3 separate regions of the Homo sapiens genome follow, and regions 1 and 3 are each linked to region 2. Evidence: chromatin contacts called from ENCODE Hi-C or POLR2A ChIA-PET data. All regions are on one chromosome and are shown on one strand. The core of a region is the stretch at or near the end of the contact, and the rest is flanking DNA. Distances in the headings are between cores, read along the strand shown.

The links. A loop is a pair of places that touch in the nucleus more often than their neighbours do. ChIA-PET counts read pairs that join two places held with the same protein, here RNA polymerase II (POLR2A). Pooled maps may share reads with other maps.
Region 1: a loop to region 2 is called in a pooled map, with 2.3 times the contacts of the local background. The contact joins the promoter of RGS6 here to the enhancer-like site in region 2. A Hi-C loop is called at or near these places in 1 of 168 maps with a recorded cell type or tissue (left colon) and 4 of 50 pooled maps.
Region 3: a pooled map shows a loop between it and region 2 (4-fold over the local background). The contact joins two enhancer-like sites. A Hi-C loop is called at or near these places in 2 of 168 maps with a recorded cell type or tissue (endothelial cell of umbilical vein and mammary epithelial cell) and 9 of 50 pooled maps. POLR2A ChIA-PET finds 5 or more read pairs at or near these places in 3 of 52 experiments (H1, activated CD4-positive, alpha-beta T cell and activated CD4-positive, alpha-beta memory T cell).

What each region holds. Positions count from the first base shown.
Region 1 is chr14:71,930,997-71,933,696 of GRCh38, reverse strand. RGS6 (regulator of G protein signaling 6) reads right to left here and starts at 1,268. Exons shown (of 18, transcript NM_001204424.2): 1 at 756-1,268. LOC124903404 (translation initiation factor IF-2-like) reads right to left here and starts at 1,771. Exons shown (of 2, transcript XM_047432046.1): 1 at 1,672-1,771; 2 at 807-1,528. The coding sequence starts at 1,771. The coding sequence ends at 807. RefSeq lists silencers at 1,020-1,179, 1,200-1,479.
Region 2 is chr14:71,141,958-71,144,764 of GRCh38, reverse strand. No RefSeq gene overlaps it. Among named protein-coding and RNA genes, the nearest start is that of SIPA1L1, 180 kb to the left of the region's middle. Within about 2 kb of position 1,329, at least 10 of the 41 ENCODE cell types and tissues checked have a DNase peak (open chromatin) inside an H3K27ac peak, as active enhancers do.
Region 3 is chr14:71,710,299-71,713,226 of GRCh38, reverse strand. All of the region lies in intron 17 of SIPA1L1 (signal induced proliferation associated 1 like 1), which reads right to left. Among named protein-coding and RNA genes, the nearest start is that of RGS6, 220 kb to the left of the region's middle. Within about 2 kb of position 1,371, at least 2 of the 41 ENCODE cell types and tissues checked have a DNase peak (open chromatin) inside an H3K27ac peak, as active enhancers do.

The sequences.
Region 1 (2,700 bases), core at 19-2,518, 790 kb before region 2:
TGCTACTGGTCTCAATGACAGAGAAGGAAAATAACGTTCCTACTCCGTCAAATTAAGAAACAAAAATGAAATACAGCAGCTTTCATTCTGAACAAAACTAAATTTTCTGGGTCACTTTCCCTGTCTCACTGGGCCACTTCTTTACGCAGCCTGCTGGTGACTGTAAACACGGTCTCTTCACTCCTCACGCAACCAGTTCATTTGTCATCCTCTCCAAGCGAATAGCCACCGCTTCCTTTGCTAGCGCAGTTCCCAAACAACAAACCTCCCCACCCGCCCCTGCCCTCCACACCTCACCGCGGAGACTCGCTTTCTTTTCTTCCAAACCACAAATGGGCGAGCTTGTTCAGGGAAAAAGTTAATGAACGCCTGATTAGAGGCAAAGCTGCCCTACCTGCGATCACAACATCGGAAGACTGGAAGTATCTAAAAGCGCCATCCTCTGCGCTCTCGTCCCCGTCGGTGTGCGCTTCACACCCAGAAACCCAGGAACATGATTTATATGCAGACCTGCACCCATCCCACACAAGTCCACACGCCAGCTTGCCTAACCACTTATGTAAGCTCGTGCTTCCACAGTCCCAAACTGCAGACACACACACACGGGCACCTGTCACGCATCTGAAATGGACAAGCACCCACACCCAGGAGATGAAATCAACACATATTAATGGGGTGGGGAGGGAGGATACTGTTTTAAACCATGTTTTTCCCCCATTTGTTTCTTGCCCATTTTTTATCACAACTACAATTACCTTAGCAACCAAAGAATTGCCTTGACTCTCCCTCTGGCTCCAGAATTTTTCCTAAAGCCAACCTTGCGCCAGGTTCATGATAAAGCTGGAGAAGCCCAGGGAACCGGGGACCGGCAGCCTCTTGGGGGCGGAGGGGAAGTCTAGTCCGTCTCCGCGCCGCTCCCCACAGCCTCGCCTCCTCTTTCCGAGTTTCCGTGGTGGCGAGCGCAGGGGCTCAGCGAGCGAAGAGCGAAGCCCCGGGCCCGCGAGGACGCGCGGCGGGTCGCATGGTGCCGGGACTCGGGGCGCACAGGGTGTCCCCGGCGCGCTCCGGGCTGGCCTGGCTCTCCGCGCTCCCAGGCGTTCGCCGCTTGCCCGCCTCTGCCCGCCCCGGTCGGCAAGGGTGCGCGGAGGTCTGTCCGTTCCCTCGGCGCCTGGCGGCTCCGGCGGCTGTAGGAACGCGGCGCCCAGGCGGAGCTCTCGCCGCCGAGCAGGGCCGAGCGCGAGGAGCTGCCCCAACTCGCGAAGCCGTTCAGCTCCGCGGCCCGCGAGCTGCTGCAGCGGCGCCCGCTGTCGGATGCCGAGCGGAGCTGCAGCCCCGTGCCCCGCGCACCTGGGCGCCGGCACCTGGGCCCCGGCACCTGGGCCCGGACCGCGTGCTGCAGGGAGGGGCCGGCGGGCGGGGACCGGCACCTGAGCGCGTCCCGCGGGCGCCGCCGCACGGCTCACCTGTTCCCAGAGCCGCGGAAGGCGCAGACCGTGATTTGCTCGAGGAGGAGAAAACCTAGAAATGCCTCATCCTCAAGAAGCCGCCGAGAAAACCGAGAGACTGGCTCGACCGGGCGGAGGCTGCTTTCGTCAATTCCAAACTGGCCCGGTCCGGAAACTTCAGCGGCGTCAAGGTTCTCTTAGGGATTCCCGGCCCGGGGTGAGGTGCCCGGCGGCTTCTGAATCTCCCTCACTGACGTGTTGCTGGCGCCCTCTAAATTAAAACGGGACACCGCGACCGTCAGCGATATTGTTCCTAACCTCGTCATTTTTATGTATTCAACATGCACACCACACGCTGCATTTGGAATATTACAGGATGATTCCTATCTGGAACACTACAAAAGAACTTTCGAGAAAAGTAACTCTCAGATATTCTTGGGGGAAGCAGAAAAAAGTCGAAGACAGAAAATGAGAAAGTAACTTGAACTGATGCCTTTCTTTAACGTGGGAGTTTTGAAATGCGATGTGTACTTAGATTCAAAAAGCTGCAGGTGGAAATAGGACAAGATCACTAGTGCTGGACGGTAACCGTGGGATTTGTGTGCAATATCAATGCTATCAATATCAAGAATAAATTTGAGATTTAGTCCTGAATTGTAGTATGTCACCAGAAAAGGGGAAAAATACTTGAAATAAAATACCTAAATGCCTTTAACGATGGATGACCTGGACTCCTCATTCACATGGGTCCAGAAGTTAAAGAGTAAAGTCTCCTTCCCAAATTGTGTCTTTTCCCGCCATTCTACATTGATTAATGGATGTATTCATTCTTTCCTTCAATAGACAAATAGCACCTGCTCTGTGTTAGACCCTCTTCTAACATTAGAAATGGATAATAAAGGAAGCAGTCTCTGCCCTGAAGCCTTCACGTCGAATGGGATAACACACAAGCAGACATGTGTGTTATGGTAGGCTTAGTACACAGAAAGGCGGGGGGTGGGGGGAAACCTGCAACCAAGAGAAACCATACCCAGCCTAGTGAGGAAAATAGAATTGTAACAGATGTCCCAGTTGTTTATTAAAGCTGAAATATAAAATCTTTCTTTCCTCAGGCTCAATACTTGGCTCAAGCCGGTTGTGGAGCTGGCTGTGGCCGTTTGTCACAGTTAAAGAATAGGCTGTACATGGAGCGAAAGGTAGCAACTAGGGAAACTTCCGCTTTGAGGAGCTCTGCTTTTTTTTTTTTTTTTTTTTT
Region 2 (2,807 bases), core at 80-2,579:
AAGCAATGCTCCGGCCTCAGCCTTCCAAGTAGCTGAGACTACAGGCACATGCCACTATGTGGCTAAACAAAAAAAATTTGTTTGAGGGGCTGGGCACAGTGGGTCACGCCTGTAATCCCAGCACTTTGGGAGGCTTAGGTGGGAGGATTGCTTAAGACCAGGAGTTTGAGATCAGTCTGGGCAACACAGTGAAAGCTTATCTCCACTAAAAATAAAAAAAGTTAGCTGGGCATGGTGGCACATGCCTGTGGTCTCAGCTACTCAGGAGGCTGAGGTAGGAGGATCACCTGAGCCCAGGAGGTCAAGGCTGCAGTGAGCTGAGATTGTGCCACTGCACTCCAGCCTGGGCAATAGAGTGAGACCCCCCCGTCTCTTAGAGGCTGGTCCTGAACTCCTGGCCTCAGGTGATTCTCTCACCTTGGCCTCTTAAAGCAATGTTTTTCTCAACCCAGAAGTTCTCTGAATCCCTGTCATTTAGGTTTTATTCTTGTTTTTATTAAAACAAAATTTTTTAAAGATATAGGGTCTCTCTATGTTTCCCAGGCTGGCCTCAAATTCCTGGGCTTAAGCAATCCTCCCACCTCAGTCTCCCCAGTAGCTGGAATTACGTTTCAGCCACTGCATCTGATTTCACTTAGGATTTTTTTGGGAGATTTTTATCTGACTTCATTTAGGAGTGTTTTTGCAGGGAGTGGGAGGGCGGGGGCGGGGATTTTAAACACAGCTTTGCTGCTGTGCTTCTCTTACTTTCCTACGTGGAAATTAAGCTCACTAAAGGTAGTAACTCAGGCTTTGACCTCTTTCTTGCTCAAGGTCTGAATTATGCAGGCATGATTGATGAAATCATTGGTCATTTAGTGATTGGACTTTATCTCCAATCCCTTTCCTCTCCTTGAAGGTCAGAAGTGAGGAGGTGGGGCTGAAAGTTCTAATCCTCTAATCACATGGTTGATTTTTCTAGTGACCAGCCCCCATCCTGAAGCTATCTAGGGCCTCTCCATGACTCATCTCATTAGCATACAGGACTATCAGTTCCAAGGATTTTGAGGCGCTGTGTCAGGAACCAGGGACAAAGACCAAATATTTATTTTGTATCATACCACAGCAAGCCCCGGATGGCTCAATGTCTTGGGCTGAAAGGAAGGGGCTGTTTGAGTCAGGAGACAAGAGAACAACAGTGGGAGGTGTCCTCTGTGTTCATACTCCCCTGTGTGGTTTGGTGAGCCTCAGGCTTTACAGGATGTAGGTGATGTGGGCCCTCCGTTACCTCATCTTATACTCAGGCTATGAAATGCGTCAGATGCCAGCCTTCTTGTAAAAGTTGGGGAGAGGCTGCTATGGTCAGAATGTTTTTGTTCCCTCCAAAACTCACGTGTTGGAAACTTAATCCCCAATGCAACAGCATTGGGTGGTGGGGTTTACTGGGAGGTGTTCAGGTCATGAGGGTGGAGCATGAGTGGATTAAAGCCAGTCTAAAAAGGGCTTGTGGATGTGGGTTCCCTCTGTTCTGCATTTCTGTCCTGTAAGGAACAGTGATTGCCCCTGCTCCGGAAGATGTAATGTGTAAGGTACCATCCTGGGGGTGGCCCTCTCCAGACACCAAGCCTGCTGGCACCTTGATCTTGGACTTCCCAGCCTCCAGAACTGTGAGAAATAAATTTCTGTTCTTTATTAATTACCCAGCAATTTTTATAGCTGCACAAAATGGTTTAAGACAGAGGTCATAGCAAGCTTCAGTTTTTACTTTTTCCCCTTGCATCTGAACAATTGCAAGCAGAAAGAACAACTGAGTGCTTTATTTCTGCAACCACCATGCTGCTACTGAGTGAAGGGGAAGGAGGGGTAAGAGCTTGCCTTCTTTCCTTGTGTTAATTGCAACATCTTCCAAAACCCAGCAAGGAAGGCATGAAGTGAGCCTACCAAGGCCAGTCTCCAGATGAGGGGACTATAGCTACAGATTGCTATGTTTCCTGTTGGTGGTGGTAGCAAGATTTCATAGGGGCCTTTCTTGCCATTGCTCAAAATGAAATGCATTGACACCAAAGGAAGTGGTGAAACTGTGGGCATTGTATGCTTTAGAAATTTGATATTTGGAAACCTGCAGACCTGAAGAGGCAGTAGCTTCTCCTGAAGATCTGATATCCAAGGGCTACCCAGACAAGGAGCTGACTTGTCAGGAAGTGTGGTGGACCTTGACGCAAAAACTCAAACCACAAATGTTTCACTTCTAAATTTTTGCAGGCTTTGTTATATAGACATTTTTGTTAAGCCCTGTCTAAAACAATAGGATGACTGGGTTCTTTCCCCTCCTCATGGTGACTACGTGCATCTTCTACGAACATTCCCATGTCATGTGGTCAGCTTCCAAGAAAGACTTTACCAATGAGTCTGTTTACAGATTCTCAACCAGAGGACTTACAGGAATGCACAGTAGCTATTTGTTTGGGATGCAGAGGTACATGAGCCCCAGACCTCATCCCCAATCAGGCAGTTGGGTAGGAATGGTGTGGTTACTGATGGTGGGAGGACAGGGATGGTGGGGACTTTCCTGTGGAGGGCCCACCACTGAAGAAATCTCTCTACCTCCTGGTTTGATCCAGGCTTTCCAGGGATAAAATAAGAGGGGGAAACAAAGAAGTAATCATTCCCCAGCCCCCAGTATGCCCCATCTCTGACTCAGCTCCCAGCAGAGCAGTAATAGGTCCCTGCTTATCAGATGGCATCGGAAGGGGGTGGGTGCCTGGGTGGGTGCCTGGCTGTGTGCAGTGAGGAGGTCTCAGCAGCAGCCTCTGAAGCCAACTGCTTGG
Region 3 (2,928 bases), core at 122-2,621, 570 kb before region 2:
GCAAAAAACATAAAGAAAAGTCATTCTTTCATTTTTTTGAGACAGTGTCTCACTATGTTGCCCAGATTGACCTCTAACTCCTGGGTACAAATGATCCTCCTGCCTCAGCCTCCTGAGCAGCTGGGACTATAGGCCCATGTCACCGTGCCCAGCTAGTTATTCCTATTTGCTCATTGGCATGTATTGAGTATCAATCTATTATGCTCATGTTGGCACGGCCTATGCAAATATACTTAGGATGAACATATTGGGTGAAAAATCCTCTTGTACTGACTAGATGGCAGTAAAAAGGTATATGTGATCGCATAAGTGGGTAGTAATTGGCTACAGGTGTCTGAGGGGGCCTTAGGGAAGCAAGAGGAAGGAGACCTGGAGAATAGCTGGCTAACAACCGTGGACACCAAAACAAGTCAGGTCAGTCAGTTACAGAAGAGATATCTATGTGCAAGCATGAGGTAGGGTTTTTAGCTTTCTCATGTGTGTTCTCAAATTAAGCTCCAACACCAGAAACAGCATTGGTCAGCAGGTCTAGAGGATTTTGGACTAACTGAGGAGGTCCTTGATTGCCACACAAACTGGCACTGCCTACTGCCAAGGCCAGAACGCTAAGAAGAAAATGAATGCTGCTTAAATTTAAGAATGTCCTTAAATTACTACTATCTTCACCTCTCCTAGGCTTACCACTAATCTTTTTTTTTTCAGTGGTTCATTTTAAGATCTGAAAGTGAAACAGCCATTACCAAAAAATAAAATAAAATAAATTTTCTCCCTAAATTTCCAAGCTTCATAAAGATACACATATATTCTAGGGAGCAATAATTTAGAGCAATTAATAGACGTTTTTAGTTATAGAAAGTTACCAGTATGTGTGGCTTCTTTTAATGACATTCAAATATAGCAACTCTATGTAATTACCAACCTGTATTAATGTAGCTCTCATGAGGAGCTACAAAAGATCTGCATGATCATCAAGAGGGAGACTAGAGGACAGAGAAGGTAGGAATGGAGCCCAGCCAGAAAGATGCAGTGAAACTTAATCACTGTAATTTAGACTTTGTCACTGAGTCCCAGGTACAAGCTCTTTTAAGCACTGTCAAGATATCTCTACATTAATTGCTGTTCCTGTCTTCTGAGGACACAAACACTCTAATTTGCTGTGATTTTAGTTTTTCTATAGCAATGTGCATTTGGTGGCTAAGTCCCCTTTCCTCCAGAAAAGGCAGGCTGCTAAAGCTCTGATTATCCAACTCACTCTGCCAAGATCAACATACCAAAGTCTCAAAACATCCCTACTTACCAGAGTCTAGAAATGAATGTGACTCAAATGAGTGGGTGAGAAGCTCTGCCACCCTCCCTGAATGGCCACATTCTTCTCTTCTCTAGTAAGTTTGACTTTCAATAGGAGAGTTATTTCTAAAGGATGATTTCAATGATTCTGCATTCTTCCAGTTAGAAGCAGAAAATTTAGATAATCCTTTGAGGCCTTCAGGCAGCTCCAGTCAGCACATTCAGATAATGCAAACCCAGATGCTTTTTTCAGGGAGCTTTGTTGATCCCCTGGGATTTGTTAGATAATGGCACAGCCGCACATTCTGTGCTTTGGTTTCAGGGGCCCAGCTCTTTCCAATCTCACTCCATGGTGATGCCATTTGAGACAAGATCTCTATAACCAACTTTCTTCTGCCATCACATTGGACCAGAGAAATATTTTCAGATGGAAGACATTCTTAAAAAAAGGCATCCTCCTTTCAAAATGACAAATTGAAAACCAAAGAAATAGGAGTCAAACTAAACTTAAAAACCAGAGAGAAACTATTCAGATATGCAAAATGTTCTAAGTCAATGCACAGTCTACTGAGATGGGGATGTGCCAAGAACAGCCAGCGAGTGTCATCATTCTGTCTTGTGTGATTCTGTCTATATGGTTATGGCATCTGATGCCCACTTCCTGTTCTACTTTGGCAAACACATCTCTTATACCATTTGAATCAAACAATCTACTTTCTGAATTGTGGAACGGAATACATAGTACTCAAGAATACTGAGACTACTTTCCCAATTTCCTTTTGCTTGGAAGCCATGGAGTTTCCAGACCTATCACCATCATTTTGAGATCTGCAATGTGGTAGTGGTAAACAGAAACAAAACTAGTGAAAGGCTTCATTCCATGGGGCCTGACATTTTAAATGAAGGGAAGCTCAATGATAAGTAGCGATAGAGACTCCATGAGAAAACAAAATACTTAGCTGGTCAAGTGAAAGCAATCCAAATTAAGTAGAGGATGTCCTCTCTCCTTAAGGTTATCTGGGGTTTACTGACAGATTATGTGCCTAGATTTCCATTTGAAAAATAAAAACTAAATTAAGCCTCTCTATTACTTTTCTTTTTCTTTCTTTCTTTCTTTTTTTTTTTTTTTTTTGAGACAGAATCTCACTCTGTTGCCCAGGCTGGAGTGCAGTTGTGTGATCTTGGCTCACCGCAACCTCTGCCTCCTGGGTTCAAGCGATTCTCCTGCCTCAGCCTCCCAAGTAGCTGGGATTACAGGTGCCTGCCACCATGCCCAGCTAATTTCTGTACTTTTAGTAGAGACGGGGTTTCACCATGTTGGCCAAGCTGGTCTCAAACTCCTGACCTCAAGTGATCTGCCCACCTCGGCCTCCCAAAGTGCTGGGATTACAGGCGTGAGCCACCACGCCCAGCCTCTACTATTTTTCTTGCGGTCATAATCATAGCAGACCCAGAAGACAGCAAGGTTAGATGGTCTCACACATTGATCAATGACTGACAACAATCGAAGATAAAAGGAGAAACCACACAGAGATCAACAGGCCTAAAAAGACAGTGATGGAATGCTTCTTCCCTATGTGGATCTTGTCACATTGGGGATTTTAGGCTCCAATCAAGAGGAAACGACAAATAGTATTTATT